Regions from separate parts of the Mus musculus genome. Here all the other regions are linked to region 1. The links are chromatin loops, found by intact Hi-C in ENCODE. Cell type or tissue: heart. All regions are shown on one strand. Each heading gives the region's core, and the rest is flanking DNA. Links, peaks and the distances in the headings are about the cores only. Region 1 holds the start of Gm41874 (a long non-coding RNA gene). Region 2 holds the start of Trub1 (TruB pseudouridine (psi) synthase family member 1). Region 3 overlaps Atrnl1 (attractin like 1). Region 4 holds the start of Atrnl1 (attractin like 1).

Evidence for each region. Hi-C counts contacts between places; a loop is a spot of excess contacts. Peaks named below come from ENCODE experiments on the same cell type or tissue, not always from the same donor. Only the 100,000 strongest peaks of a DNase experiment are listed, where the experiment ranks them.
Region 2: a loop joins it to region 1, with 7 times the contacts of the local background. A loop is called at or near these places in 22 of 42 quality-filtered maps.
Region 3: a loop joins it to region 1, with 9 times the contacts of the local background. A loop is called at or near these places in 30 of 42 quality-filtered maps.
Region 4: a loop joins it to region 1, with 2.4 times the contacts of the local background. A loop is called at or near these places in 7 of 42 quality-filtered maps.

What each region holds. Positions count from the first base shown.
Region 1 is chr19:57,401,184-57,409,325 of GRCm38, forward strand. It overlaps Gm41874 (a long non-coding RNA gene), which reads left to right and starts at 3,282. Exons shown (of 3, transcript XR_877961.2): 1 at 3,282-3,563; 2 at 5,580-5,675. In heart, for the core only: a CTCF peak has its summit at 3,167 (motif pointing right); DNase peaks (open chromatin) are centred at 2,808 and 3,148; H3K4me3 peaks cover 553 bases; H3K27ac peaks cover 417 bases.
Region 2 is chr19:57,452,884-57,461,025 of GRCm38, forward strand. Trub1 (TruB pseudouridine (psi) synthase family member 1) reads left to right here and starts at 23. Exons shown (of 8, transcript NM_028115.3): 1 at 23-313; 2 at 5,207-5,305. The coding sequence starts at 64. In heart, for the core only: a CTCF peak has its summit at 4,439 (motif pointing left); no DNase peak of the experiment used is centred there.
Region 3 is chr19:57,638,835-57,646,976 of GRCm38, forward strand. Atrnl1 (attractin like 1) reads left to right here. Exons shown (of 29, transcript NM_181415.4): 5 at 3,586-3,794. Among named protein-coding and RNA genes, the nearest start is that of Atrnl1, 32 kb to the left of the region's middle. In heart, for the core only: a CTCF peak has its summit at 4,422 (motif pointing left); no DNase peak of the experiment used is centred there.
Region 4 is chr19:57,606,365-57,614,506 of GRCm38, forward strand. It overlaps Atrnl1 (attractin like 1), which reads left to right and starts at 4,670. Exons shown (of 29, transcript NM_181415.4): 1 at 4,670-5,279. The coding sequence starts at 4,990. In heart, for the core only: CTCF peaks have their summits at 4,244 and 5,087 (motif pointing left); DNase peaks (open chromatin) are centred at 3,557, 4,467 and 5,427; H3K4me3 peaks cover 3,341 bases; H3K27ac peaks cover 2,676 bases.

The DNA of each region.
Region 1 (8,142 bases), core at 1,499-5,498:
GGAGACCTTGTCTCAAAAACAAGAAACCGACCCTCACATAATTACTAATACATTTAGTATAGCTGGATAAGCAAGGAGCAGGCATGGTGGACACTGGTGTCTCTTTTCATTCTCAGTATGTATATGAGAAACTGTACAACCTCACCAGCATCCATCCTCAGTAGCCACACGGCTTCCATTTCAGATGTTTAGCTCTGTTTCCAAAGGAGTTGGATACTGATGGTTCTGAAAGACGTTATTCATTGGGCTGAAGAGATGACACAGTTGGTAATGTGTGCCGTGAAGTGTACCATGGCTTGAGTATGGATCCTCAGCATCCATATAAAGGCCAGTCATAATGTCACATGTCTGCAATCCCAGCACTGGGGAGGTGGAGGCAGGAAGATCCCTGGTGTATGGAAATCAGCGCCACCGTCAAGTCATAGACCCTGTCTGAAAAAATAAGCTGACAGCAAAAGAGGAACACACCTCCACAGGCACCTGCACTCGCCCCACACATGAACACACACACATGCACACACACATACACCACACCATACCACACTACACAGACACATACACATCTACACACGCATACATACATACCACACACACATGCCATACCCCAGACACAGACATGTACATACACACACGGACATACACACCACACACACCATAGATACAGAAACATACACACATCTACACATACATTCATATATACCACACACACATGCCATACGCCAGACACAGACATGTACATACACACACATGGACATACACAAAACACACATATACCACACACACATACACACAACACATACACAAATACATATACATGACATAGTACACTACATAGACACATACACACATGGACAAATCTATACATACACATGCATACACACCACAAACACACACACACACATACATATGCACACATACATACACATACACCACAGACACATACACACACCACACACGTACATATACACACAAAAAGTTATTAAAAGCAGCATTATTTCTGTATCAATACTGATGTTCATGATGAATGTTGACAGTTTAAAAATCCTGTAATGACCTTGAAGCCCAGGCACCGCTACTTCACTGTCTTTTTATGTATTAAAATCTTAATTTGCTGATAGTAAACATTTGTGATGAACTGCACTTTTCTAACTTATGTTGGCATCCCTTCATTTTAAAATCACCAAGAGACAAAAACAGTAGAGATGATTCAGGTCTTTCTAGGCCCGAGGCCCTGCATATAGATTTTTCTTGCCTTCTGACAGAAACAGTTTGCTTACATCTGTGTAGATGAGAACATAATTACTGTAAGGCCCACGTCTGCTCTGTATGCTCACATTTGCTCTGCAAAGGGCAGCACGTGTGTGTCCTCAGCTGCGTCCTGAAAGCTTTTGCTGCCTCAGAAGCTCGCTTGCATTAAACATGAGAGCCAGATAAGTGGGGTTGCCACAGGGAACTGCAGGCAGCTCCACACAGCCCAGGACAATCTTTGTTCTGCATGTACAATGCACAATTTCAGGAATGCTTCCTGGGCCGAGGAGAACTGGAGACTAGTATCTCCCAAGCTCTGGGGTTACAGGTCCTCACCACCACACTCACTCTATGCAGTGCTGGGGGATCGAACTCAGGGCTTCATGCATGCTAGGCAAGGACTTTACCGACTGAGCTATAGCCCAGCCCCTGATTTTGGCGTGAGTTTAAGGATAGCTTCTTAACACCCCCAAGAACAGGGGACAGGCTATGAGCATATGCCTTAGCTGTGTGAAGGATGAGCAAGTCCCTCTAATGAAGAGTGACAGCAAGAAGCAAGAATCCAAGAGAAGCTTTCAAGGTAGAAAGGTCGAGAGAAAAGAAAGGCACTGAAGGAGGAAAGCTTGAAGTGGACGGGGGAACAGGCCTGGAACTCCCATTGTAAGCCATTCCCTGCTCTTCGTGCATGCCTGTGCGTGAGTGCGTGCATGCGTGTGTGTGCGTGTGTGTAGCACCCACAGCCTGGGCTGCTGCCTGGTGGTCAGGCCCGTCTTCCTGTCTCTTTACCCTCTGTTTCCTCTCCATATCCAACCCTGCTCCCAGGGAGCAATGCGGGCTCAGCACCGGGCCTCCCTCCTATCTCAGGCCCTGCTTTGACATTTGGCACTCATCTTGAAAATGAAGGATTTGACTTGTTCCTGGGATTTGCTCCTAGACCAGTCTCCCGTCCTAGCAAGTCAGCCCAGTTCCCACCGCTGGCCAGCTGTGAGGCTTCAGGCACCGACCTACAGCCCGCTCTGAGCTGTAAACCGGAAATGGTGCCATCCACCTCAGAGGGTTGTTGTACCGACTTAGTGCCGCAGTGGTGGCTCTGGATTCTGCGTCTCCAAAAGTTCCCGGCTTCCCAGGACTTCTGAATCATAATGGCTGGAATGGGCTCTGCCAGCAGCTTGCTGGGCGAGCTTCCAGATGATGGGTTCTTTATGGAGACCATCTCACCCCACACACTAGATCCAGGAGGCCAGGTCTCAGCATAGCCGTCTGTCCCAGTCTACCCTGGTTACCCTCTCAGCTGTCCCTCCCCACATGATACCCCAATAGTCTTGAACTTCCACTCTCACAGAAGGGCAAGGACTACGAGTTGATCAGCCTCGCTGTACGCTTGCCTTCTTCCCACACCCTCAACCCCTGTCCTGCATTGTCTTTAAAGTTTCTGGAGTAAGTGTCTACCTTTGCTCAGCAGTCCCAGTCAGCGATAAGCGACCCTGTTTACTGCTGGCAAGAACGGGTCTGTAAACTTTGCCCCAGGTTTATGGTTCCAAGTCCGTTGCCAACATGGCAGGCAGGGGTAAACGGACACCTACATCAGGGAACCATGCTGACCCAGCAGCTTACAGAGACTATTTCCTGGAGGCTCCGGACAATCTTTTTTTTTTTTTTTTTTAAGATTTATTTATTTATTATATGTAAAGTACACTGTAGCTGTCTTCGGACACTCCAGAAGAGGTTGTCAGATCTCATTATGGATGGTTGTGAGTCACCATGTGGTTGCTGGGATTTGAACTCCGGACCTTCGGAAGAGCAGTCGGGTGCTCTTACCCACTGAGCCATCTCACCAGCCCGGCTCCGGACAATCTTGATGCCTGAAAACAACCATGGACTCAGGTCAACCTCGGTTGCCAGACAGTTACCAAGTGCTGCCGCGAGGGGGCGATGGCGCCAAAGGGTCTCTCGCATCCCGGAAGGCCACTGCCAGGGGGTCAGGCACTGGGTCATCTCCTTTTTTTTTTTTTTTTTTTTTTTCAGTTCCTGGGCAAATGGCAGCTGTGAGTCGCCTTCCGACATTCAGCTGTGAAATTTTGCATCCAATCAGCTGTACTAGACCCTCGCTTCTCAGCCCCGGTTCACCTCAAAAGCTCCAAACCCGCAGCAATCTCTGGCTCAAGAGCAGTTGTGTTTTATACTAACTGCTTAATAAGTGGGATGCTCACGTGCCACTGTGCAAGCCTGGCCGTCAGAGGAGCACTTGCTGGGGTGGATCTCTCCATCTGTCACATGAGGACTCATCATCAGATGCCTGGGAACTGGAGTTGCAGGTAGTTTTGAGCCTGGGTACTCGGAACTGAGAAGTGCTCTAACAAGCATGGTGAGGGAGCCGCCTCCTGCCTTTCCCGCTCTCCAATCGCATATTTTTAAAACTCCTTGGTCATTCTAACAGAGACCCTAAGAACCTCGTTACTGGGGGGGGGGGGGGGGTCAGATGCGGATGGGAATCATGGGAGCAAGTTTTAGATTGTTCTATCATGTTTCTCCCGTGACTTGGTAAGTCACTGCTGATGTTTTGTTTTAGAATAAACTGTTTTGCCTAGTTCTGGAAGAGCCTGGGGTTGAAAACTGTCTTGAAGTCATTGCTCCCATGGAGATCCATTTAAGATAATAATACCGTATAAGGGCATCAACTAGTTGTCAGCTAAACTAGAAACATGTGCGTATGAATTAATATATCATATCAAAATAGGACTTGGAGAAAACTGGGGCCAGTTTAAAAGGAAGGGGGACTTTGTGTATTGTGCCCTGATCCAAACTTTGTCTGAATGATCACAAAAATATTAAAAATCAAATAAACACAGCTACAATTCTTTTATTGCTATTGATACTTGTTTTTCTCCCACATTTTATGAATTAAAGTAAATCTGTGAGTTCTATATAATTTTGTCCTATCCTTTTACAGCTTAATATAATGTGAGCTTCTTAAATTGGAAAACTCTACAGAGCATTGTGGCCAAGCACCCACTGGTCTGTGCCTTTTGTAGACCTTGAATTTATTTTTTTATTTTTTGTATTTTTTTGTGACACAGGATCTCACCATGCAGCTCAGGGTGGCATGGAATGCCTTCAGTAGCTCAAGCTGGTCTATAACTTGCCACCTTCCTGCCTCTCAAGTGTTGGAATACAAGTTCCGTGCCTGCACTGTCTGCCTTAGATTTTATTTGCTGCTCCTAGTAAAGCAACTGTCTACTGTGGTTAGGGGACACAGGTTTTTTTTTTTTTTCTAAGAGGTATAGAATTTCATGGACAGGCTAGAAGCACATGGACCCACCTTCAAATTCACAGGAAAGCAAACAATGCACACAAACACACACATGAACACATGCATACACAAACACATGCAAACAGATACATGCATGCATACATATATACGCATGCACACACGTATGAACACACATACATACACACATGTGCTATACACATACACATGCACACACATGCACACATATGCAAATAGACACATGCACACATACATATATACACATACACACACATGCACACACGCACACATACACACATGTGCATATACACATACACATGCACACACATGCACACATGCACATGCAAACACACACAAATAGACACATGCACACATACATATATACACATACACACACACACACACACACACACACACACACATGCACCTGCACACCTCATTGTCAAGGCTTTGGTTGACTGTCTTCTCTCTTCGCCAAGTCCACACCTAAGTGCCTGGGGACAACAGATAACAGGAATGACAGCACTCACACCAGTTGCAGGAAGCCTATTTCTAAAGTCCGGTGGGTGGATGTGGGTGTAAGGATGACTGGATCTAGAAAAATGAACTGGGGGCCAGGAAGATGGCTGAGGCAGTACAGGCACTTGCTGCATGATTAAGTCTGTCTGCTTGAGTTTGTTCCCCAGAATTCACATAAAGATGGAAGGAGAGAATCAACCCAAGTTGACCTCTGACCTCCACATGTGTGCTGTGGCATGTGTCCCCACCTCCCTCAGCAGCCTGTCCCACAATAATAATTTTGTTAAAGGAAAGGAGTCTGTGTGTGGCTTCCTGGCGTCCTCTCTAGCCTGCCTCTCCCTTTTTCAGTGTTTGCATCTAAGAATTGCCTTGCGAGCTGTGAGGTTGCCACTCTATACTGAAAAGACCCTAACCCTAACCCTAACCCTGATGCCCGTGAAGACACATAGAATGTGGGATATGAGAAATCAAACCACAGTAACATTTGCTGCCTTTTTACTAAGCAGCTATTATGGGCCAGACTCTACACACTAATTTTTCTTAGCCCCCCAGGAGCATTCCATGAACAAGGCACCCACATTCCGAGTTTACAGACAACAAACCCAAGGCAGAAGGAGACAAAGAAACAGCTGTTAATCAGGTGAGTCAGAATTTAAACTCAGCCCAGGCTCAATTACACAGTGCTGGGCACCTGCCGCGGCTGGCTAGTGAGTTACTCGATTAGATGACTAAAATGCTTCAGAAGTCAGAATTCTTAAAAACAACAACAATCTTCTTTGCTTTCTTTACTTTCCACCCCTGGAGACTTATATAAAAACCCAAAGACACATTAGAGATGGGACTTCATTCTCACAAATGCAGCTGTGCTGCAGCCTGACTGAACCACAAGTGAGATCTGTATGAATTCTGAGTCAAATGCACAACGCACATACATGAACACACACATACATGAACACACACAGACACACACATAGTCATACACAGTTACAGACACACACATGTACACACGGACACACATGCACATGCAAATACATCCTCTCAGATACACTCAATCACATACACAGTTGCATGCACACACAGACACACACCACATACATGAACACACACACACTTGTGGGGAATTGGGCTATGCACAGACAGGCTGGTCTCCAGTCCAGCTGAGGTCTGAACTCTGAAGGGTGATAATTCACCTTCATGACACGGTAGGCGTTCCCTCATGCTCCTGGAACTCCAGCTCCTGCCTAAGTTACCGCCCCCCCCCCCAGCCCCTACAAGAGAAGCATGGCTAAAAGCAATGGCCTAAGCTTCTGACCTTTAGGCTAAACTCCTCCCCAGTTACTTAGCAACAGTAAAGCTCATAAAAAGGGGCTGTTAGGCCCCCACCTTGATCTCCTACCTCTTACTTCTCACTCTCTTACCTCTTACCCCTCACTCTCACCCCCTCTCTCCTCTCTCTTCATCTTCTCCTCTCCTCTCTCCCTCTTACTCTCTTTCTCTCTAGCCTTCGCCCCCTCTCTTCTACCTTCTCTCTTTCTCCCTGCGTCTCTACAATAAAGCTATAAAAACATAGAGAGTCTCTGCTCATCAAGATCCGCGGCACTCACTCTCACCTGTGGGTGTTGGGAACTTCTTCCCTCATCCCTCTCTCCCATAACCCCGGTGGCTTTAGCAAAGTAGCTCCGGTGCCCTCAGATAGGGCTACCCCTTTGCCATCCCCCGAAGAGTGGGTCAGAGGCTTAGATGCCCACCTGGGGATGAGTGGAGGGTAGATAGCAGCCCTCCCATGCCTGACTGACCAGAGAATAGGTGAAACTCTGGCAGGGTGTGGGGCTTCCCTTTCCCCCTCTTCCCTGGGCCCCCCTTTTTAGTTCCCAACACACACTGATGTGTTTCAAGACAGCCAGGCATGGTTACTATTGCATGTACTGGGCTATCCTCCAAGCCAAGCTGCTGCCATCTACAAGAGTCCAGCTGTTTGACAAAGATGATCACATCTGGGTTTGTTGACTTTATGACACTCCTTGAATGGAGGAGGGGGAGGAATTACAAAACCCTCACTTGAGTATCCAGCCCCTCTCTCAACCAGGTGTATATAATTTTGTTCTAATTACACATGGCCTGCGGTGAGGGGTCTGGGAGCAGCTAGCATATATAGATGGAGAATGATGGGGGATGAAGAGGGGCTCCATCTACAGAACGGCCCTTATCCTTGATAGGTGAAGACTTCAGTTTCATCCTGGTCAGAAGGAGTACCCTCACCTCTGTAAGGAACCCCTCACCTACGAGAACATGCAGAAATAAGGACTCCCCAGTAAACTAATGGGTCCTCAGTGTGAACTGGTGGGACTGCCCCTCAGCTCATCAAAGGGACCTTAGGAGGAGGGGTAGTTGTTATGTCTCCCCTTGGGAAGGGATTTTAGCAGCTGTGGCACATGCCTGTGACCCCAGCATTGGGAAGTAGAGACCAGAGGGCAAGGAGTTCAAGGTCATCTCTGAGTACATAGCAAGTTTGGGGCAAGACGAGTTCCTAGTTCAAAAACAAAACAAAGCATGAAACCCCCGAAAAAGTGATAGAAATATTGTGTCTGAAACAAGCATTTAAAAGCCTGGTTACTTAGGTTTTATTTTTGAGGCAGGGTCTTCCTGTGTAACCCAGACTGGATTTTAATTATCCATCTTTGTTGGGATCACGTGCATACACTAAGACAGTGAAATAGAATTATTTTACAGTCGTTTCAAAATGCCTGCCTGGGTGCTCCCCACACTAAGTGTAGGTTTCGGCCAGATGTGGTGGCTCGTGCCTGTTCAAAGTCTTTTTCAACTGCATGATGAATTGGAGGTCAGCCTGAGCTAGAAGACACTCTATCTTTAACCAAACAAAGACAAATGACGATAAAACCAGGTTTGGGGGTATTAGATCTGACACAAGGGGCCAACGTCCTCCAGTGACAATGGGTAGCCAGCCATTCACCTGCCTCCTGAGGAGCAGCGGGCATGTTTAACTGTGTAGGTTAAGTAGTTTAGGATCTGCAGGGTTGAGAAGTTAACAGTTTTGAGATGTAGCTCACATACCCTAAACTTGCCCATATGAATGGTTTTCAGTTTTC
Region 2 (8,142 bases), core at 2,459-6,458, 53 kb after region 1:
CCAGAAGGCCTTGCAACACATCGGTGTCATCTCTGCTCGCCTCTTGGCCCAGGCCGTGAAAGCATGGCAGCTGCAGAGGCAGAGGTGGTTTCACCTCTGATTGTGGACACAGCTCCTGACACTTCAGGAACAGCCGAGGCCTCTGTAGCAGCATCGGTGGCGGAAGCGGCCAGGACTGAATCGCAAGCCCCGGCCTCCAAGGCCGCCCTGGCTGCTAAGCTCATGTCGCTGAGCGGCGTGTTCGCCGTGCACAAGCCCAAAGGGCCCACTTCAGCCGAGCTGCTGAACCGGCTGAAGGAGAAGCTGCTGGCAGGTACTGCCGCCCGGGTAGGGACCAGGCTGAGGAGTTCTCCACCACACTGGGATTTTTATCTCTAGTCTTTCTTCTTTTACTTACTGACTTACTTTGTGCGTCTGTGGCTCAAGATAGAAAGAGTGACCACCGAATTAACTCTGGACGAAAACCCAGGGCATCTTAGGCTTGGACTTACCCAAGTGCACACTCTTTCAACAGTGGCCCTTTGAGCTTCTCACGGGAAGTACGTGTAGAGTTGGGGGACCAGTCTGCATATACAGGTTTTCACCCTGGTGGCTGCAGCCCAGTTTTCTGTAGTTTGATCCCTCCCAGGGTTTTTGTTTAACTCTTGCGAATGAGTACCACCAGAGGAAATGCAGGCTCTCTACCCCTAAGTTGCAAACTTAAAAGTTTATTTGAAAAGCACATAGGCTGAGTTAGCTAGGATTTAGAAAGGACACCACTTTCACCTTTTAGTGGGCACGGTGATTCGTCTTCTATACAAATGCAGGTTCCTGATCCCCACACTTGCAGACCCTGAAAGTCTGAAGATCTGGGATTATTTTGGAAATTGTGCTCTATTGCTTCAGATTGTGCTTTCTTTCTTCTTCTTTTTTTAATGTAGTATTTTTTGAGGAACATTAAAATAGAAGATGGCCATTTTTCTAACCATTCTTCCTCTTGATCATTTATAACAGGAGCATTAAAAAGCCAAAACCCTTTAGTTTTGTTTTGCGTGTGAATGTGTATGCAGTGTGAGTGTGTGTTTGTAGGTGAGAGGTGATGTTGGCCATCTTCAGACATGGCTTTCCATCTTGTGTATTGAGCCAGAGTACCTCACTTGAACCTAGATCCTGCCAATTAGGCAAGTCTGCCTACTCAGCTTGTTTTAGGGACAACTGGCTAGGAATCAGGGTAGCATTCAGTGTCACCCTCGTGTTTATAGGGGTGCTGGAGATCCAAGCTCTGGTCCTCACTATTGCTTGGCGAGCACTTTACCCTGTGAACAGTCCCCACGGAGCCTTTCTTTTACTGGATTCTCATGTTAAGCTGCATCTGTGGAATCCTATAGGGACATAGGATGAACAGTGGCCGCCTCTTCCCTTAAGTCGGCTTACAGTCTTGTGATCTCTGCAGTTCCAGATTCTCCAGAGCTTCAGCTTAGCTTGTCTTGTTACAGGTACAGAGAAACCTCTCACAGTGCTCAGTGTCACCTGGAAGACTTAATCTAGTTTTGTTTGTTTGTTTTGAGATAGGTTTGCCTTGAGCTCAACTCAGTGATCCTCCTGCCTGAGCTCCTGAATGTGAGACTTACAGATGGGCACCTCCATTCTGATTTAAATTTTCTCTTTTAGCCAGGAGCCAAACTATTCTGATAAAAACTTTGCTAATTTAAATGTTTATTGAACAGATACACACATTCTTCCGGATGCTAAACAATGGTGTTATACTTGCTCATTTGTGCTCATCGTTAAGTGTGGTGGCTAACTTTGATTGCCACCCCAATATCATCTAGAATTCCCAGTTTCAGTAAGGGATAGGGAACATCTATATTGGGTTGGCTTGTGGCCATGTCTGTGAGGGATTGTTTTAATTAAGCTCATTGAGAGAGGAAGACGCGGCCTGCTGTGGGTGGCACCCTCCCCTAGACAGGGCATTTGAACTGTGTGAGAACTGGAGCTGGACACAAGTGTGTGAGCCTTCGTTCTCATCTCATCCTGACTGTGGATGTGGTAGAGAGTAAGCTGGAATTCTGAGCTAAAATAGACTCTCGTGAGTTACCTTTTGAGGGTATTTTATTACAGCGTTAATGACACTAGCGCATCGGATTTTAGGGGACATTGAACTGAGGACTTGCATCAAAAGGAATCATTGTGATGGGGTATTTGTTTGTTTGTTGTTTTTTTCTTTCACAGATATGTTGCTTTCGTTTGTCCTGATTTGTTAGTAAACTGGCTTTTTGTACCAAAGATTACGGTTCTTAAAGAAGCTTTTCATAGCATCAAAACGCTGAAGTTTCTTGGTTGCACTTTGTTGGGACTGATTGCTTCAAGGCTGTCACTAGGCTGGTTTCTGCAGAGCACCCACTGATATGCTGAAGTCTTCCTCTCCTAACAGTGCCTGTGATTCCGTATTCATATTAGCTAAGCGAGCTTCCTAGCCCAGTGCCTGTGATTGGGTGATTCCGTATTCCCTATTAGCGAACTCAGACTTCCCCAGTGCCTGTGATTGGTCGATTCTGTATTCATATTAGCTAAGCGAGCTTCCCACTGGGGAAGTGTCTGTGATTGGTCAATTCCGTATTCATATTAGCTAAGCGAGTTTCCCCAGTGCCTGTGACTGGGTAATTCCGTATTCCCTATTAGCGAACTCAGGCTTCCCCAGTGCCTGTGATTGGTCGATTCTGTATTCATATTAGCTAAGCGAGCTTCCCCAATGCCTGTGATTGGTCGATTCCGTATTCATATTAGCTAAGCGAGTTTCCCCAGTGCCTGCGATTGGGTAATTCCGTATTCCCTATTAGCGAACTCAGGCTTCCCCAGTGCCTGTGATTGGTCGATTCCGTATTCATATTAGCTAAGAGAGTTTCCCCAGTGCCTGCGATTGGGTAATTCCGTATTCCCTAGTAGCGAACTCAGGCTTCCCCAGTGCCTGTGTTTGGTTGATTCCGTATTCATACTAGCTAATTGAGCTTTCCCAGTCCCAGGCTAAGCACCTGTCAGAATCGCCCTGCAAGATTCTAAAAGATAGCATTCTGTTCTATCCAGGTTTGACAACCACTGATTCGCTCAGCCAGGAGGCATAGCCTCTTCAAAAACATTCCTTGCCCGTCCTTACATTGATTTCCCCCGTTGTAGAATCTCTTCTCCGTGACTTTGAACCTTTCAAGGCCTGAAGCATGCTAGGTTTTTATAGGTAGAAAGGACCTTAAATGGTCATCCATAAACAGCCATCTGAGTATTCGATTCAAGAGTGAACACAATTTCAACAGTGTGAATGAGTTAGAGACAAGATGACTGAATTTATGAGACCTTTATACTAAGGCATATCAAGTTAAAAACTCGGAGTTCCCCAGTGTACTTTTGTAAGTTCACTGACAGAGATCCATGATACATTGCAAGTGGAAGGTGAAGTGTTTGAAGTCCAGGCCCACGGTGCTGGGATCTCGTTCCTCCAAGTTTGGTGATGTTAGAGTCCAAGTGTACACCCGATCTTAAGGCTCTGAACCACTGGCATGGTAGTCAGGCTGTGAGGTTGAGCGGCCCAGCACAGCCATCTGAATGTTCTGTTGTAAAGATTTATTTATTTATTTTATCTATGTGAGTACACTGTTGCTGTCTTCAGACACACCAGAAGGAGGCAGTGCAGATGGTTGTGAGCCCCCATGTGGTTGCTGGGAATTGAACTCAGGCTCCCCGGAAGAGCAGTCAGTGCTACTTATTAACCTCTGAGCCATCTCTCCAGCCCCGTCTGAGAGTTTAAGCTGGCTTCTGTCTCTGCCCTGCCCTCTTTTCATTGTGTGCTGTTTTCTGTCTCCTGGTGTCAATAGTTTTAAAGTAGGTTTAACAGGCTGAGGGTCAGGGGATTGCTGTGACAGGTGTCGTATAGCTCGTCTGTAATGATGGAGATGTGATGTAAGCAGTGTTGGAATCCTCTCTTTCTTTATTAAATGCTTCAGAAGTCAAGTGGTAACTAACAGCTCTGAGCTGACACTTAAGCTCTTGTTGAGATTAGCGTCTTTAATGAATTGAAAGTTTTGATCATGTGGACAAGTAGTAAAACTAGCTGAGGACTAGGTGTAGATAGAAATAGCCCTGTATGAGATGTGCTCCCAGTTAGTAGACGCCAGGGAGGGACAGAAGAAATCACAGACATTTAGAGACTGTAGCTGAGGTCTCTTAAAACTAGCTGCATATGCCAAAGCTAACTTTTTTGTTACTTTCTAACTATTGATATATCACTAGAAGTCACCCAGTTAGCTTAAATATTGACTTAGACTTTTGTTTTTCTTGGGGCTGGAAAGATGGCTCCACAGATAAGGACATTGGGCTGATATTCCAGAGGTCCCAGGTTCAATTCGCAGCATCCACTTGGTGTCTCATGTCCATCTAGAACTCTAGTTCCCAGGACTCTGCTGCCCTCTTCTGGCCTCCTTAGACACTGCATGTACATGGTTTACAGATATACATGTAACGAGATTGTCTATACACATCTAGATATAGATAGATCCACACACATATAGATGGATACATACATACATACATACATACATACATACCTAATTGTTTCTCTTAAAATGAGTTCAGTTTCTATTTCACTAATTTTGAAATACTGTTCTTTTGTAATTTAGGAAATCTTTCTCTCTTCATGTGTGTGTGTGTGTTCACACATGTGTGGAGGCCAGAGGTCAACCTCAGGAGTCATTCCTCTGTCCACATTAATTTTTGAGACAAGGTGTTTCACTGGCCTGGAACTCACTAAGTAGATGTCACCAAGCCCCTGTCTCAGATCAGGGATTATAAATGCATGTCACCACCCCCAGCTTTTTCTTTAACATGGGTCCTGGGGATTGACCTCAGAACCTCATGCTTGAGTGGCAAGCAGTTTACCAACTGAGCTATCTTCCTAGGCGTGGCTATACAGTTTTGTTGTGTTTTGGGACAGGGTCTCAGCATATATCCTTGGCTATGGGGACTCAGTATGTAAACCACCCTGGCCTCAAACTCATTGTTTAAAAGCGTACACCACCACACTGAGCCCACTGTACATTCTAAAACCTGTTTTTGCTAGTTATGTGGTCATAGCCTTATACCTGTATGTTTTGTTTGTTTTTTGAATAGGTTATCTTGTCTCCCATGCTCCTCCTGACTTGTAATTACCTTTTTTTAAAAATTCTGATTACTCCTGTAGAAGCTGGAATGCCTTCTCCAGAATGGAACAAGAGGCAAAAGCAGACATTGAAAGTCGGACACGGAGGGACGCTGGACAGTGCAGCGCAAGGTGTTCTGGGTAAGAGACGTGAGGGAAGTTTAATGACTCTCTCCTTCAATACCAGAAATGCTAGCTGAGTCCTGGTGCCTCACTGTACATTGCAGTGTTCTAGTTATACCGTGGTTACAAGTCCTTCTTCCCCGAAGCCCTTGAATGGTGCAGGGCACAAGCACCACAGAGCACAGCACCACAGCACACAGTACCTCAGACCACACAGTACCACAGACCATCCAACATGGCAGCACACAGTACCACAGAGCACACAGCACCACAGACCATCCAACATGGCAGCACACAGTACCTCAGACCACAGTACCACAGACCATCCAACATGGCAGCACACAGTACCACAGAGCACACAGTACCACAGACCATCCAACATGGCAGCACACAGTACCTTAGACCACACAGTACCACAGACCATCCAACATGGCAGCACACAGTACCATAGAGCACACAGCACCACAGACCATCCAACATGGCAGCACACAGTACCTCAGACCACACAGTACCACAGACCATCCAACATGGCAGCACACAGTACCTCAGACCACACAGTACCACAGACCATCCAACATGGCAGCACACAGTACCACAGAGCACACAGCACCACAAAGCACCATAATGCCACAGCACATAGCACCAGAGCACACAGCACCACAGAGCAACACAACACCATAGCACCACAGCACCACAGAGCAACACAGCACCACAGAGTAACATAGGGCCACAGAGCACCACAACACCACAGCACAGCACTACAGCATACAGCAGCACAGAGCACCACACACACAGCACCACAGAACAGAGCACATAGCACTACAGAGCAACAGCACACAGCATCACAGAGCACATGGCACCATTGCCTCTCCTATGTGTGCAGGGAGCTTTGAGCAAAGGTTTGATTCTGAGCAGAACAGTTAGCCCACCAGGAGTGAAACTGTTGCGTTTTGAAAGGCTTGGGCATGCCTAGCATCTGTGAACTTGGATTATAGGAAGTACTCCACTCTTCCCTGGATCACCATCCTGGTTTGCTGTGTCTGGACTGTGTGCACTACTGTCTTCCTGTAGGACTCTGGAGTTCAGGGCTCCCATACAGGCAGAGGGTGCCAGGGGACACTTCCCAACCCCAGATCAAGCTTGGAAACTATGTTTTTGATATATTTCCTGGAGAGAAACATTGTATATACACGTTCTTCTAGGACTGACAGGTGTGCTGGCCTGGCACTGACTGGTGTGCTGGCCTGGCACTGACTGGTGTACTGGCCTGGGACTGACTGGTGTGCTGGCCTGGCACTGACAGGTGTGCTGGCCTGGGACTGACTGGTGTGCTGGCCTGGGATGGACACTGGGTTGTGCTGGCCTGGGACTGACTGGTGTGCTGGCCTGGGATGGACACTGGGTTGTGCTGGCCTGGGACTGACTGGTGTGCTGGCCTGGGACTGACTGGTGTGCTGTCCTGGGACTGACTGGTGTGCTGGCCTGGGACTGACTGGTGTGCTGGCCTGGCACTAATGCTGGTGTGCTGTCCTGGGACTGACTGGTGTGCTGTCCTGGGACTGACTGGTGTGCTGTCCTGGGACTGACTGGTGTGCTGGCCTGGCACTAATGCTGGTGTGCTGGCCTGGGACTGACTGGTGTGCTGGCCTGGGACTGACTGGTGTGCTGGCCTGGGACTGACTGGTGTGCTGGCCTGGCACTAATGCTGGTGTGCTGTCCTGGGACTGACTGGTGTGCTGGCCTGGGACTGACTGGTGTGCTGGCCTGGCACTAATGCTGGTGTGCTGTCCTGGGACTGACTGGTGTGCTGGCCTGGGACTGACTGGTGTGCTGGCCTGGCACTAATGCTGGTGTGCTGGCCTGGGACTGACTGGTGTGCTGGCCTGGGACTGACTGGTGTGCTGGCCTGGGACTGACTGGTGTGCTGGCCTGGGACTGACTGGTGTGCTGGCCTGGGACTGACTGGTGTGCTGGCCTGGCACTGATGCTGGTGTGCTGTCCTGGCACTGACTGGTGTGCTGTCCTGGGACTGACTGGTGTGTTCTCCTGGCACTGTTGCTGAGTTGTTCTGTCCTGGGACTGACTGGTGTGCTGTCCTGGCATTGACACTGAGTTGTGCTGTCTTGGCACTGAGGCTGGGTTGTGCTGTCCTGGCACTGATGCTGGGTTGTGCTGTCCTGGGACTGACTGGTGTGCTGTCCTGGCACTGACGCTGTGCGCTGCCCTCTGGTTCATGTGCTCTTGTCCTCTGTGTCCTCTGCTTCCCCTACCAGGGAGCATCAGATGGAGGCCGGGATGGTGGTTGGTGTTTCTTTTTCACTGAGTCACCGTGCTGTGGCTCTGTGCTTCTCAGCTGCCCTGTCATTCCTCTGTCCCTCGGTGACGTCCTGTGTTCTTTATCCTGCTTCGATTCTTCACCGTCCTGGCTCTGCTCCTGCTGCGTGTCACACGGGGCAGCGTTTCATCCGCCATATTACTGCCAGTGCTCTGCCCATTTTACAGGCTGTGTGCTCTGTAATAGTGGTTCAGGTTCAAGGTCTGAGGCACGGTTCTCAGCCTTCCCAACCCTGTGACCCTTTAATACTGCCTCACGGTGTGCTGACCCCAACCATAAGATTATTCCATTGCTACTTCATAACTGTAATTTTTCTACTGTTGTGGATTGTCATGTAAATGTCTGACATGCAGCCCATCTGATATGTGACCCCTGTGAAAGAGTCCTTTGACCCCAAAAGGGCCACAACCTACAGGTTGAGAACCTCTGGTCTAAGATGACAATTTAAGAATAAAATAAGATTCTTCATTCTATTTTATATATAATATATATATATATATCTCACAGGAGAGCCTGCAAA
Region 3 (8,142 bases), core at 2,751-6,750, 240 kb after region 1:
GGTAAAGCAGCACCAGACTTGTTTACAGGAATAGCAGCACGTATGTGAGGTCGCATGGTGCCCTACGCTGCCATTTTGTGCTCTAACGTGGTTTCCTTGTAGCTTGAAGAGCTGTCGGAATTAAGGTCTGACAGTCCCTCTGTTCAAGGACATCCTGGGGGCTATCACTACATCATGGAATTCCATCTCTTTTACAAAGTTTTCACCTTGAGGAGAGTTGGTTTTCTCACGTTACACTTGAAGGAATTGAGGCACAGGAGATAAAAGTACATGGCTGTATGCTCTTATCTTTTAAAACCAGAACAGTGATGGTTGAAAATCTGTTATGTGTCTGACACTTTGTACAAAACTTGCTACCTGTGGAGTTTGACATGGTGACTGTACCTCTTTACAGGTGGGGGGAAGACTCCAGCAGTTAATCCATCTTGGGTTAGGAGTTCCTGGCTGGGACACTGGTACTCAGTCTTGTGGCTTGTCTTAGGTCTGTTTAAACTGCTCTTGCAGTCTTCATTTAATTTTGGTAGGTCTCCAGAGATTTACCCGTTTCTTCCAGATTTCCAGTTTATTAGACTATAGGTTTTCAGATAAGCTCCAGTGACCGATTGGGGCATCGTTTGTGTCTGTTGTACTGTTTTGCCTGTTGCCTCTAACTTGATTAGTTTGGGTCCTCTCTCTGTATTTGGTTAGTTTGGTTAAGGGTTTGCCAGTCTAGCTCACCGCTGTGAAGAACTCATCCTATTTCGTTCATTCTTTTTGTTGTTCATTTCTTTTCTGTTACTTTCTTCCTTGAGACTTACTGTTTTTCCCATCTACTGATTTTGGCTCTTTGTTTGTTTGTTTTAAATACTTCAAGTTTTATCGTTAAGACTTTAAATAGAGATTTCTGTGATTTTAATCAATGATATTTATAACGGTATGTTTTTCTCTGATAACCATGTTCATTTGAATGCATAGGTTCCTGTATATTGAGTTTTCATTTTGATTGTAAGTTTTAAAATTCATTCTGGAGTTTGTTTCTCAATCTTTATGAAATTGTATATTTTAAGTGTTCTGTTGGTTTCTGTTCATCCCGTTGTGGTCAGAGAGACTATGGGACATCGTTCCAGTTTTCTTGCCTCGTGTTCTACAATGTGGTCCACTCTAGAGAACGTTCCCATGGGCTGCTGGGAAGAACGTGCGGCCTGCAGCGTTTGAGCAGGGTAGCATTGACATCTGTTAAGTCCTTTGATGTGTTAACGTTGTAAGACTGATAAGTCTCCGTTGGATTTTGTCTGGGTGACCTGTGTTGTTGAGTGGGGTGTTGGCATCGCCTGTTGTTACTGTGCGGACATCAGTCTGTGCCTTTACATCCAACAGTGTTTGTCTTGTGAGACTGGACTTGCTTCTTGATATAATGATATGGTCTCAACAAATTATTCCGTTAGTCAATATGGGAATTACTTTTTTCTTCTTCTGACCAATTCCAGGTTGAAGTCTCCATTGTCAGATGTTATAAGTTCTATATGTCAGCAGGTGGCTGGTTTCTCTACGGATCTTCCTTTGTGCAGGTTCAGTGTTCATGGGGTCTTTTAGCTTTTCTTTATCATGAAGACTTTCTGACTTCTTCAGTTAGGTCAGACAGTTCTGCTAAGTTCCTGTCTCTAAAAGATTGTGTTACGGTGCAGGTCTTGTGAGAAGTCCATGTGATTCGGATTAGTGTCTGTATGTGTGACTTGATGCTTTCCTTAGACTGCTTTCAGTATCCTTTGTTTGGTATACTTAGTATGCTACCTGTATGCTACTTTTCCTGTACACTTAGTACTTTTCCTGTACACTTAGTACTTCTCCTGAATGCGTAGTACTTGTCCTGTACACGTAGTACTTTGCCTGTGTTTGAGACGAGGGCTTCTTCTCTGGTCTTGACTGGTGTGCTGCATGCCTCCTATATCTGATAGCCATTTTCCTCCTATGTTTGGGAATTTTTCTGCTATGGTTTTAATAAATGTATTTCCTATGCTTTTAGTTTATACTTTTCTATGACCGTGATTTAGAAGTTTTGTTTTAAAGTGGTGTCTGTCCTACAGGCCTTGCACGCTGTGTTCGTAGGTGCTTCACGGTTCTGAGTGTTTTATGTCTGCCACCTCATCTTTAAGCCCTGCTGCTGTGGTACTTTACCTGATCTATCGGCAAGGTTTTCCTATTCGCCTACATTTTTAAATTAACTCCTTGAGTTTTCCATTCCACAATTTCTAATTCATTTTTCCAATATTTTTATCTTTTTGCTGAAGTCTTACATCGGCTTCATATTTTATTCAGCTATTTGTAGCTTCTGAGTTTATTCAGGAGTTTGTATTCCCTTTGATTTTGTTCAACATTTATTTCTACTTAAAATATTTTAAATTAATTTTCTTAATGCACATGGATGGGGTGGGGTGTGTGTGTGTGAATCTGTGTATCACATGCATGGGTGTTGTGTGTGTGTGTGTGTCTATGTATCACATGCATGGGTGTTGTGTATGTGTGTGTCTATGTATCACATGCATGCCTAGTGTTTGTAGAGGCCAAAAGAAGATATTGCACCCCCAGAACTGGAGTTACAGACAGTTGTAAGCCTCTATGTGGGTGCTGGATATTGAACCTGTGTACCCTAGAAGAATAGCCATTGCTCTTAACCACTGAACCATCTCTCTAGTCCCTTACCACATTTGATTTCATTAAAACCCTTTTATATCTAGAAGTCCAGGGGTAAAGTAATGAGAGGTGCTCTCAGATGCTTCTAGAGACATAGCCACAGGAGTCATTTGTCATTTTTTTCTTTTCTTTAAGAAGATAGAAATTGCTAATGGGAAAATTTTTCTTCAGGAATAAAGTATTTGAAATACTTCTGAATCAGTGGTTTATTATGGGATCTCGTCATACTACATATAATGTATCCAGATGTGTACACATTGGAAGTATATGTATAGCAGAATAGAGGCAGTCACGGGCATTAAAACATGTCTTCTGTGACTGTGTAAGTGGTGGCCTGTGTCTTAAGGTGCTAGAACTAAGTAAGTTCTTGGTTCTCTTAAGTTTTAGGAGTTCAAAATATCTCTCCTTAACATATCTATTCAGAATATTTATTTACGTCTCTATAAACATCACGCTTGGAGCCGGGCGTGGTGGGGCACACCTTTAATCCCAGCACTCGGGAGGCAGAGGCAGGTGGATTTCTGAGTTTGAGGCCAGCTTGGTCTACACAGTGAGTTCCAGGACAGCCAGGGCTATACAGAGAAACCCTGTCTCGAAAAACCGAAAAACAAAAAAAAAAAACAAAAAACAAAAAAAAAACAAACAAAAAAAACCCAAAAAACAAAAAAACAAAACAAACAAACAAAAAGAAACCAAAACATCACACTTGGAATTGTGCAGGTGCTTCAGACGTTGAGGGGAGCCCTTGAAATCAGAGTTTTGTTAGCAGAAGACATCTTGTGAATGAACTAAGACGCGCAGCATAAGTAACAGTGAGCTGAGAGGCGTGGAGGAGATGGAATGACAGCTGGGACCTGGGAGGCCGAGGCAGGCAATATACGAATGGTATCTGAGCCCGCGAATTATGTTTTGCAGGATCAATTCCTGTCCTAACAACTGCTCTGGTCATGGAAAGTGTACAACCAGTGTCTCTGTTGCAAGTCAAGTGTATTGTGAATGCGACAAATACTGGAAAGGGGAAGCATGTGACATTCCTTACTGTAAAGCCAATTGTGGGAGTCCAGATCATGGCTACTGTGACCTAACAGGAGAGAAACTCTGTGTCTGCAACGATAGTTGGCAAGGTAAGGCGGCGCTGGGATGGCATGGGGTTGGTGCGGGGTTGGCGCGGGGATGGCCGGGATGGTACGGGTTTGGCCGGGGATGATGCGGGGTTGGCCGGGAATGGCGTGGGGTTGGCCGGGGATGATGCGGGGATGGCTGGGGATGGTGCGGGGTTGGCCGGGGATGGCGTGGGGTTGGCATGTGGGCGGCTGAGGGTGGCTAGTGGCCACGTGGAGATGGTGGGTGCAATGCTACACGCATTGATTTAGTTTGCACACCCAATACTCAGGTGTTTTTGTTTTTTGGCTTTTTTGCGGGGGCTGGGGATGGTATGTTTAGGTTAACAGTTAAGTTCTTAGCATCTGCATTTTCATAAATAAAGTTGGGAAAGACCTGTCTACATGCTGTTTTAGAGATTAAGTGAAGTTACAGGTTAAACTTAAAATTGGAGGCATGTGATCGTTATAATCCTCTGTACTCTTTTTGTTGACTCCTCAGAGCCTGGATGACGTCACCAGACTTACTCTGTGGTGTCTTCAAATTTACCTCATAATTGGTAACATACTGTACTGCAAAAAGTAAATTCAGTTTTACAGTTATAGGAGTGCTTAAAATGTTTTTCTTAGGAAAGACTGACCCCTTGTGGCTATTTTAAAAAAAGGACAGAGACTATTTCAATAAATAAAAGTTTAGCTGCTTGCTGTAAAAGTCAGATTCCTTGAAAAGAATTCTAAAATCTTCTGTCTGTCATTAAAGATTAGCTTTAAAACACATTGAAGAGTTTTGGGTTTCTTAAGCATATTAAGTCATATATTTCTCATTGTGGAGACAAACTAAAGGATACGTATAGTTATCTGGAATCATCTCTTCAGGTCTAATTTGCTGGTTCCGTTTGCAGAGAAGCATCTTTGTGCTAATATAGTACTTTTTGACAGAGGGAACTTTGATGCACACATTACATAATCCAGAGGCGTATTAAACACACGACAGCAGTTGGAGCAGTTCTCGCTGACCTAAGAACCACACAGGCACACTATAGCAGTGATTTCCTGCAAAAGGGCTTTTATTATTGATAATATATTATTTATGGTTATGACAAGTGTAAATTCTCAAGTGTTTATTAGTAGTGGGGCTGTGTATTTTAAGTTAGTTAATCACTTGCCAATTTTGTGTCCTCAGAAAGTGCTTTGAGGCTTTTTCCAACTTAAAATTTTAAACTAAAATCTTTTCATTTTCCATAGTGATAGTTGTAGATAAATGGCATTTAAAGTTCAGCTAGAGAAGTCAAATATGGCTTATATACAGTGCTTTCCACACGAGACTCATCTAGTTCTGTGACTCAGCATAACAGAGCTGAGCAAAAGATACAGAAAGCCTTCCCCCACATTAGCATAGCTCTCCCTAACAACATTTGCCAGAATGAATGGTGTGCCTGTTAAAACTGGCGAACCTACATCAATAGATCACTGCTACCTAAAGTCATGGTTTATATTAGAGTTGTATTGGTTAAAGGTACCATGGCATCCACCCACCTTACAGTATAGCGCAGAAGCGTTTCTCACACCCTGTACTCCGCCTCGTCATAGGTCCTTCCCTCAGCTGTCAGCAGCCAGTGACCTTCTTCTGTCTCCGTAGTTTTGGCTCTTCTGAATGTGATATGGAGTCTCTATGGCACTCTTGGTGTATTCTGAGAAGTTTATGCGGTTTAGTAGTGCACAAGTGAAGATGGGTGTGCTCTCCTTAAGTGATACAATCATTGATACCATGTTGTACATATGTGGTCTGTTGTTGATGGCAACATTGTTCTGTGATGGGTGACTGTAGCAGAAACTATGTAGCATGTAGGGTTAAGGGGTACCTTCTTTTACTTGGCATTCTGTGTTAAAGTTTCTCTCCTGTGCTCCAGTGACTTGCAGCCCATTTATTTGTAGAATGAGCAATGTTCATTGTGTGGATGTACTGCAGTTTCTCTGTTGATTCATTAGGACCTCTCGGTTCCTTCAGGTATTTTTAATGTAATATCATTTCTTTTAATTTTATGTATCTTTTGGAACAGGATTCACAATGTAGCTCAGGCTGGCCTCAAACTTTTGGTGATCTATCATAGACCCTTGAATGTATAGAATTTTTCAAATATTAAATCACATTAGGAAAAAGGTGTTTTGGAAAACGTTTATCTCTTAAGTTTATCTGTAATAATTGGATAAAGAAGATATTTTAAAACTAAATAAAAATCAAAACATAAAAAATTTACTTTATGTTCACGTGTAAAGAATAATCAGTTTCTCAGGGGCCTCCAAGATGTGGCAATATGCTATAGCAACTGCCTCAATCCAAGTGGCTTTCAGTTTTTTCCTTTATGTGACTTTCTGAATCCTTGGGCTTTTGTTAGAGCAACATAAGTATTTAAAACTTGATTGAGCAGAAGGGAAGTTGTGGTGCTGTTTGGAAGAGACCAGTGTCTTTCCAGCATTGATGAATTCCTTTTTGCAAACAGAGCTCACTGAGTTTTAGATCTGGCAGCTACATACTGTATTTCTAGTCTAACCTTACAGCCAGTGTGGATACCATGGTCAGTGGGATGTGCAAAGGAGTGCCATGTGTACATATACAAACTAGCTCACTCTGATATTTCTCTGGCCGATGCCGACAGCTCTAGTAACCAAAACACCCACCGCCCATTAGTGCTTCTGGAGGTTGGAGGTCTTAGATTAGAAATGAGAAAAACCAGGTTCTGGGGAGGGTTATCTTGGTTGCCTTCTTGCTGTGTTTTCCTCTGTCAGAGCTATGGCAAGAACACATGCGTGTGCATCTCGCACACTTTCTCATCCATCACATTAGGGTTTAGGGCTTATATCTAGCAATTTTGGTAAACCCAAACAAGCATTCAGCCTGTAATGTGCTGATTCTTAGAGTGGATGATTCTTATAGTCACTTCAATTTATTAAGAAATCATCCCAGCTCACAGGCTTATTTTCGGTAAGTCAACTAACCTGTCTAGTTATTAATTTCATCTTCTTTAGAAAGATACATTGACATTTGTCTGGGTCCTAGGATGACAACTCTATAAAGTATTAAAATGTATTCATTCGTACGATTCTGTTTGTATGTGGTGTATGCATGTGCGCATATGGTATGTGCATGTCTATGTGTGGAGGGCAAGAGGCTGACCCTGGGTGTCTTCTGAGATTGCTATGTACTTTATTCGTTGCGGTGGGCGAGGGGAGCTCTCTTCCTGAACTGGAGCTCATAAGTAGGCTAGACTTGGAACTCCCAAGGATCCACTTGTCCCTTTCCCTCAGTGCTGGGTTACTGTGGATGTGTGCCATCACTGTCAGCTTTGGGGTGGATGCTGGTGATCCTAACGTGGAGCCTCATGCTGGCTCAGCAGCCATTTAACAACTGAGCCGTCTCCCTGCTCTGAAATAGTTTCCTAAGGACTAACGCTATAGTGACATTTCCTTTTTTAGTAAGTAGATACTTGATAATAGCTCTTGATTTAATCATCTCTTTTTGTAACCAAGCTTAATGCATTTTATTAACCTATAAAATTTGCATTTGTGAATAATACTTGAAGATTAGACATACTGTTTAGGTATTCTGTGAACACGAGACCAGACTAATAAAATTGGTAGTTTGGTTTTTTTTTTTTTTGTGCCTAGAATAAATGTTAACCAGGATGCTTTCCGTTCTACTTTATTATTTTAAATGTCTGTGTATATAGCCTTGGTGGCTGTAATGATCAGAAATAGGTCTTTAGGATGTTAAAGTTATTCTTTTCTATGTACATGTATCTCATGTATCTCGATAATAACAATGATTTTCAGAATGAGTGCCACAGGGGCTCAAGGGGCAATGACCCTTTTCTGCTCCAACCAAGATGCTATCACTTTGGAATAGTTTCTATATTGAGATTCCACATACAACTTTATTTTAGCCTCATTGCCCCTCAAAATTGGGACGTTGGAGATCACCGATTTCTGCTTAGACAGACAAACAGACACCCCTTTATAATGACATAATTTACCTAAATTGTGTGAACCATATTCTTAGAAAGGTTGTAGAGTGATGACTACCAGTCATGTGACTTATTGCTTGCAAAGTTAACCATTGTATAGTTTGAGAGCATTTAAAATACATTGAAACAGATAGTAGGGCTTTAGTGATTGCTTCTGTGAGCCTAGTACACATGCAGACTATTTTTCTGCTGTAACAAATGCTTTTCAGTGGAATTGGAAGATAGCACTCTTTAAAGATGTTTTCTCATCTTGCTTCCCCCCCCACCTCCCCCTTCCCCTATTCTTTGGAGAATTTGAGATTTCAGTATACATGTTAAATGATAAGTGGAAGAAAGAAAAATGGTGGATA
Region 4 (8,142 bases), core at 2,783-6,782, 210 kb after region 1:
GACTAAACTTTCTTTCTATATTGGTTTGTGGTTAGAATAGTCTTTCCCTACTTAGGGCGGGGGCAGAGGGGCTACGACTTGTGGGAACAGGACCTATGATGGCGATGAGACGTGATGGAGTCACCCGATGAATCCGAGAAATTCAACTCCAGAGACCAGTGTCAGGTTGCAGGTCTGCATTTATTGCCCAGCCCATAAACTTATATACAGTGTTTGAGCCAATCCCAAGCCCCTAAATCCTCGGCCCGTTGCTCCATGGTGCCCCAAAGAAAGCCCTGCGTGATGAGGTAACTCAGGAGTTGGGCGGGGCTGTTGTGCTTGCAAACACACACACCACTCCTTCTTCTGCCAATTTTTCTACTTAACACATTTCAAACATATTGTTATAAGTAAATCCAGAGAAATAAGCCCCCCGGGTTGTAGCCTCACAGTTGAGGCTTCTGTGAAGACCGGAAGCGGTCACCGTCCTAGCCTTGATTCCCTTTTGCTCTCTTAAAGGTGTGCTTGGAGTCGTCTGAGATCTAATGCCACGTTCTGCAGATCAGGACTCTTTGAGGAGTCTCAGGAGCCCGTGGCGCCTCCATCCCATGTTTTCCTTCCCAAGGGCTTCCACATCCCCAAAGAGTCATTTCCTCACCGTCACCAATACCCCCGTTTTCATCCTAGAACCCAGACTCTGCCTTCTGTGGTAACTGTTTCCTTATATGGAAGCTGTCCTGGGCCCCTTAGACTCATGTACATTGCGTCCCTCATTGATATTTCTAAATGCATAGCCACCTCTGATCGCTAATGAAATCTTTCTTCATTTTCTTTGTCATCGTGAGCTGACACCTCTAAACTCTAAAGCGGAGCAAATGTGCTTCCAATTACAGGAGCAAAACCTTTTCTGCTCCTGCTGGTGAGATTTGCAGAGGGAATAGTTATTGGTGCTATATTTATTTGAGTCAGGGTTTTACTATGTAGGACAGGCTGGTCTTGAACTAGAGATGTCCCATTTCTGCCTTCCCAGTGTTGGGCATACAGACCTGCACTCCCATGCCCAGGTAGATGGATATACTTGATTCACGTTGCTTAAGAGGAGTCATAGTCTGTGCCTTTAAAAAAATAACTAGATTTCATAAAAGACAAATTTCTATGACCACGTCTTGGCAATTTATTATTTGTGGGGAGGAGGTAAGGTAATACGTGTGGATATTTAGAAAGAAAAGTTTAAGAATGCTCATTTTATTTTCAATTAAAAATTATATTAGCCCAGCCTAGTGAATTTAGAATCTTTGGATTTATTTCTCTGGATTTACTTATAACAATATGTTTGAAATGTGTTAAGTAGAAAAATTGGCAGAAGAAGGAGTGGTGTGTGTGTTTGCAAGCACAACAGCAAGAGAGGGGGATGGAAGCAAAGAACGGGCCCAGGGGGAGGCAGAATGTTAGCTTTTGGTTGGGAGGGTGCGATGTTTCAGATTAGCACACACCTCTCACCTCACTCATATTTCTTAGTGAATATTTAAATCTGACTTTTTCTTTATTCCCCAATCTGTCAGAGTCCATCTAAGCTCTCTTAGGTCTTAAAGATGCTGCCTGGCTGGCTTGGTCCTACCATGGTGTTTCCTGCTCTGAGACTGTGTTGCCTGCTACTTTCTTTATTTCCGGCTGCTTTCAGAGGTCTCGTGTGAGTCAATGGTGAACAAGAGCCAGAGCAGAGCCCACCTTTCAGTCAGGCAATTCTGCCTTCTGTCGTCTGAATAGAAGCCTTTGCTTCTAGAGTGACAAAATTCTGTATCAGTGGACTTATTTCCCCCTGTTCTTTAAAAACTATCATTTTGAATGTCCTTTGCAAACATTGGCAAAGAGAACTCTTAGGTTTTTGTCTACCATATTAAAAATTTTAAAAGTACTTTAAATAGAAGTGAACATAATGCCCCAAATATCCAAGGGTCCCTGATATTAGTTAATTATTGAGAGAACAAATGCACGTATGTTTCTTCTTGGATAAGTTGTAATCACTAGTTCTATACAATTTAACTTTACTTTGGTGAAACTGGCTTTTGCCCTTTTCTCTCTTCGGGGGTTTTTAACCCTTTGCCAGAGTGATGGCTGCTGTCACCAGTCCTATGAATTCCTTCGGTGTTGTTTAGCCTGCTAGGATGTGACAACCTGGGAGTTTAAACATTTTTTGATCATAGAAGATACTGAAACATCAGCCAAGATGCTGCACAGGTTTTGTCGCTGTCATTTAAGTTTTCTCTGTTTATATCTGCAGATTATGTGACACGCATGTCTATTGGGAGCTTACTAATTTGTGAGCCCAATACAAAGGTAGACGTTACCTCTATTCAGTTTTGCTTTCTGTACCTGTACTTCATCATAGTTGCTCATAAAACGTCAACAGAAACAGTTCGAAGGAGAAAGAGGATATAGGCGAAGCAGAGATTTGGTGTGATCCTTATGTGAATCCTTTCATATGAATTTAATGTATTCAAGTGTATTCGAAGGGTACTATTGAGAGGAGGCCTTTGGGGCTGCACGTTCAGTGTACGGTGAATGATTACAGTGGTCAGATGGCAACAGATGTGTGTTTTTAATGGGCAAACCCTTCACTCAAATACACGCCCCAGTCGGCGTGTGGCTGAGCTGTGAACTCTCTTGTTAGAGAGACAGACTCCCGTGTACCCTTTGAATTACCTTTATTCACGAGAGGGATTAAGAATTGACCACTTTCCACACGTCTGAAAGTGACACTACCTTAGACGTGAGAAAGATGTAGCTGACTTTAAACTTCAGCTGGTAGGAAGAGAAGAAGAAAGGAAAAGCCAAGGAGATTGTCCACCAACAGAGGATCCTAAAGGGTTTGGATTTCCTTTTCCTTTTTCTTTTTGTCACTGCAGTGAAAAGGAGTGGCCTCTAACAAGATCCTCTTAACTCTGCCCCCCTCTTTCTGAAGAACACCAGAATGTGGAAAAGGTGGGAAAGTATGGGGCAGGCCAAATTTCAGGCTCTACAGGACATGGCTCACACTATTGTGTCCCGGAAATGGATTTTTTTTTTTTTTTTTTTGTACAAGTGAGAATCAGCTGCCTTTCTTCTTTTGGGAAGGAGCCTTTTTTTTTTTTTTTTTTTTCCAGGACTTTTGTTTTCCTCTTAAGTCATTGCTGAGGTATTTGCAAACCAAGCCAGCCAGCACTTATGTTTTATTCACCAAAGGAGAACAAAGCAGCTGCAAACAGAAGTGGGCTGATAAACATTGAAAACGCACACAAGTTAGAGGACTTGATCCGTTTCTGCTACCAACACGCACCTCAGCCTTTCTCATGCTATTCCCTCATCTGCGAAATGGGGTTAATAGAGGATTTTCTCTGTGAATTGGGATGATGGAGATTAAAAGAGATGACGTGGGTACATTATTCCCAAAATAAACTCGGAGTGAATCTTAACAATAATATTATGACTGTGGTTACAACCAAAACTTTTCTGCTCCAGCTGTCAGAAATGTCTGGTGAGTTTCACAATCTTGTTCGTACCGCCTGCTCCTTGGTGGAGCTCCAACAACTCTCGAGGGTGCTTGCCTGCAATTTGTGCACAGCTTCCTCTCAAGGGTTCAGCTAACAGGCCCGTATAGAGAAAAGTAGAAGACATATCTCAGCTTATGCAATTAAATCTTGGAAAGTCATCTCAAGGAAGAAATAGATGCCGCTGAAAACGGGAAAGGGCCCTTTCTGGAAATCACTTCTGCTTTTCTGAAGGAAAAAAAAAAGCCCCGATGTCGCAACATTTTTCAAGAGAGAATAGTGTCCCAGACGAAGGAGGAAACATAGACAAGAGAAAAGAAGATTTGGTGAGGTTCCGAGGCAGCGTCGGGAGGGGTGGCTCTCGGAGCAGTTCTTTGTTGGGCATGAGGAGCCCCGATTGGGCGATAAAGAGCCGCCGCGGCTGAGGTCGCCCCACGGGAGCAGCTTCGCGCCCCATGCAGCCCCTCACCCCACTCCGCCCTGTCCCTGCACCCCATAACGTGGTCAGACCGCGGTGCCTTTAAGACTTTGCTGGCTGCACATGCTCAGCTCTTTGTGTGTAGTTGGGAGTTTTTAAGAAAAAAAAAAAAAAGAAGAAGAAGAAGAAACGTGCAGGAGACTCGGGGAGCGCTGGGGCGGGCGCCTCACTTTTGCAGCCCGCGGAGTACAAGGTTGCCTTCCTGCCGAGGCCCCGAGGTCGGAGTGGGTTTCTCCTCCGTGGGCTCCGCGGCGCGGGCCACACCTGGGGACGCACTCCCAGCGGTGCCCGCCGGCCGGGTGGGCGCGCGGGGGAGTCCCAGGTCCCCGTCAGGGGCCGGGCGAGACCACCGCGCCCGGACCGAGGGGGGGGGAGTGGCCACGAGAGTGCGTACGCACAAGGCTGCGGGGACGTCTCTCCGCAGTTTGGGCTGCGACCGCGGCCACAGCAACTGTGTCTGGAGGACGGAGGGAAGCAGGCTGCTGCGGTATCTCAGGCTAGCAGGAGTACCGCCGGGTACCGACAGCCGCCCTCCCCTCCCCGCGTGCTCCTGTTGGACGCGCCCATCTCGGGGGCTCCCGCGCGGCCCCGCCCTCCCGGGCGAGCCTCGGCATTCGGCGCGGGGCGCGGGCGAGGCGGGGCCGTGCGGGTCCCCTCCCCCTTCCCGCCCGGTCCCCTCCCCCTCGGGTCCCCTCCGGAGCGCGGGGCGCCGCCGGCTCTTCGCTCCGCTCCCGGAGCTACCGTGGCTGCAGGGTTCGGCTCGCCGAGGACAAGGTCAGGGGAGCGGGCGGCGATGCCCGAGTGTGACTGGAGGCAGCCGACCGGAGGCCGCCGCGCCTGGGATCCGCCGCTCCGGACCGGTCAGCGGGACGGGGGTCGGCGCCGTTGAGGAGCCGAGGAACAGCAGCGGCGGCGGCGAGGTCCTCTGCGGCCGGGATCCCCGCTCAGCGGCATCCCCGTGCGCTCCCGCGAGCGCAGCCCCGCCGAGCCGGGACGCCGAGGAAGATGGAGCCGGGGGTCCGGGCCCGCTCGGGTGCCCCGCAGCCGGCCTCCCCGGTGCTGTGGAGGGCTCGGCCGGCGGGCGGTGGGGGCGCCTCCTCCTGGCTGCTGCTGGACGGGAACAGCTGGCTGCTGTGCTATGGCTTCCTCTACCTGGCGCTCTATGCTCAGGTGTCCCAGTCCAAGCCCTGCGAGAGGACTGGCTCCTGCTTCTCCGGTCGCTGTGTCAACTCCACCTGCCTGTGCGACCCGGGCTGGGTTGGGGACCAGTGCCAGCACTGCCAGGGCAGGTTCAAGTAAGTGCTACCGTGGGACCCCAAGCCTCAGCCCTGCCCCGCCAGCGTAGCTCCCCGCCCCGCTCTGGCCTCGGGGTCCCCGGGAGGGGGCCCTACGCTGCGCCCCTCCAGCCTCCGGGTGCCCCGGGGAGCTCCAGCAGGCGCCCAGCCCGGGCTGACTCGGTGCTTTCCGCATGTCCTCAGCGGCTTGTCATCCTCTGCGCAGAAAGAATGTTCTCACTCCAATTCGTGCCAAACTCCGCCAATTAGGACAGTATCTGTTTCCATCAGAAACGGAGGAAATAACTCATGAAAAATCCATGAACATTGTGAGAAGTCAGAGGCGTCAGGGTTTAAAGTTGTGGCCCAGCTCCTTCCCTGTGCTGTTCCTCTAGTCAGAGAGCACGCCTCGGTTTAGTAATCGTCGAGTGTGGTAAATAGGGTTTACAATGGGCAAACTACGATCTGTACCTTGTTATAAGTTTCTAGGTTGGTCCTCTCACCCATTTCCCCATAAGTCTATAACTTACTGGAATTTTACGCCTTCTATCCAGAACCTACAGAGAGAAATCCAGGCAGCAATTTAAGTTAACTCGATCAAGGTTATGCAGAAAATGCTGAGTCGTGATTCCAGTCCAGCCAGCTTCACTCCAGAATATGCATTTAGAGGTGTTGGGTTTATCAGGACAGTCATGGCTTTGTGTGACTTTTGACAGGTGTATGGGGGACAGCAGTTTGGTTTTGCTGAAAAGCAAGGTGCTAAGGAGCCTGCATCTCTGGGGAAGAGACACTTCTCCCTATTGGCTGATGCTTATTAGATTTCTGCCTCTATAAAAAGAAGTGGGGTGGCCGTTGGGAAGGCGGAGAAGTGGGTTTCTCTGAGAAACTGCAGGAAAGCGGTCACCGAGAAAGCTTGTCCTAGATATTTAACATGAAGTTTACGGCTGATTGTGGTTGTGAAATAATACTATGTAGATGGCTAGTATTTGTTGTGGAGATGAAAGCAGAATCTAGGTAAAGTATCTCTGGCTTTGAGCCAAAGGTAAGAATATGGCTGACATTATTAATCTATTTCAGGGTGGTTTCCTTGGCGTTTTAATCACAGCATAGTTTTCTTTACTTTCTTTCCCACATTTTTACTGTTGCTCGCTAGAGCAATACCCCATATTAAGTGTAAAAAAATGTTTGTCTTAAATGACACTTTGAAATTTTAAGTAGATTTTATTCTTTAGTTTTTGGTTTTGGTGGGAAATCTTAGGTGAAATTTCATAAAATTGGTTTGGAGCAGTAAGTATTTCCAGAGTTCAAAGTTTTAGGAGTGAATACATAACTTTTACAGATACCTTTAAAGTAATTTAAAAAGAGAGGTGCCACTGAAAAGTTTAAAAAAGTTTACAATGAGAAAGCAAGATCTGATTTTATGATGCCTCTTGAGTAGCATTAGTTCCCCTGTCGGTGATAGTGTTAGCCAGCCAGCCCTTTTACTTGTTAAGAGGATATCTTGTGGGAGAGAGCAATGGACAAGGAAAAAGCTACACTCACTTGTCCAGGTTTTCTACAGAGTAGGATTGTTTGTAACGTTGTGGCGGTGAGTTAGCTCCATTTATCTGAAGAGGCTATGAAGCACCACCGCCTGAGACCTTCCGTCCAGTCCTGTGTTTTGGAGTAGGGATGCTTGTTAACAGCCAGATAGCTAGATCAGCACTCTGTGACTTCTCTTAGATGCTGTCCCAGTAAGTAAGAGAAAGCACCCAGATCAAGTTAAAAGTAACCAAGTAACACTGAAAGATGTTCATGAACTAGATACATTGTTAACAGGAGGAGAGTAGACATACTTAAATGAGGTTAAGTCCTGAACTTATTGAATAGTCATGCTTGGGAAGCTGCTATTCTGATTCAAGTGTTGCTTAATGTTTCTATGAAATACAAGTTATTAGGGTAAATACACATAGTATAAGTCTCTGTTTTCTCAGGCATACGTTTAGGGGCAAAGAAAGTGTATTTGATGTTAAAGGCTTTGGACATTTAGAAGTACAAAACTATTCTTGGTAAAGTACCTAATGAGCTATGAACAGTTTATTTGAAGACGTGTTTTCATGGCAAAAGAACCGAACTTGACAATTATAGCTCAAGTCTTTGCTAGGCTGAACATAAGAGCAGCCTTACACATAGTAGTGAAAAGTGATTGATTAATCTTAGTAAGCAGGTGTCAAAATTAATGGGTATGTTACCTTAGTCTTCTTCTATTATGGATGTCGTAGCTAGGGAATGAGCATTCTTCAAAGGCCTTTTTGCATCTGAAGATTGACGTAGAAATGCAGGAGCAAACAGTAGTAGAAGGGATGTGCCAGAGCTCCTGGCTTTCATTGTAGTCTTTTGTTTGTTTCCATTTGAAAAGAATAAACCCTTCAAAATTGTAAGACATTTCTGACAAAAGCAAAACAAAATGACCACCCGTTTTCACTAATGACAGACTAAAGGTTTTAGGAGTGAGACTCAGAAAGCACCTGGCCAGTTTGAAATAGAATCAAGACTATGGTAGGCCCTAATTGAAATTATATTTCAGTTGCATTGCATAACGTTAGGCTGGAAAACATTCTGATGTAATCTACGAATAATAGTATAGACGACAAATGATATTTTTGTTAGAAGCTGGTTAAATTATTTTTGTAGAGCAGTTGAAAGTTTTATTGATAAGAATTGGTTTTGTATTGAAATTTAGACTTTTTTTTTTGATACTCATTACCAATCTCTTAAGTCTGAGGTTGGGAAATATGTTACAGTATGTGACTTATTTGTAAATATAGAATTATAAGCATTCGTGTATGGGGTACTTTAAGAATCATTAACTTTATTCTCCACATAAATTTTTAGACCTTCAGGT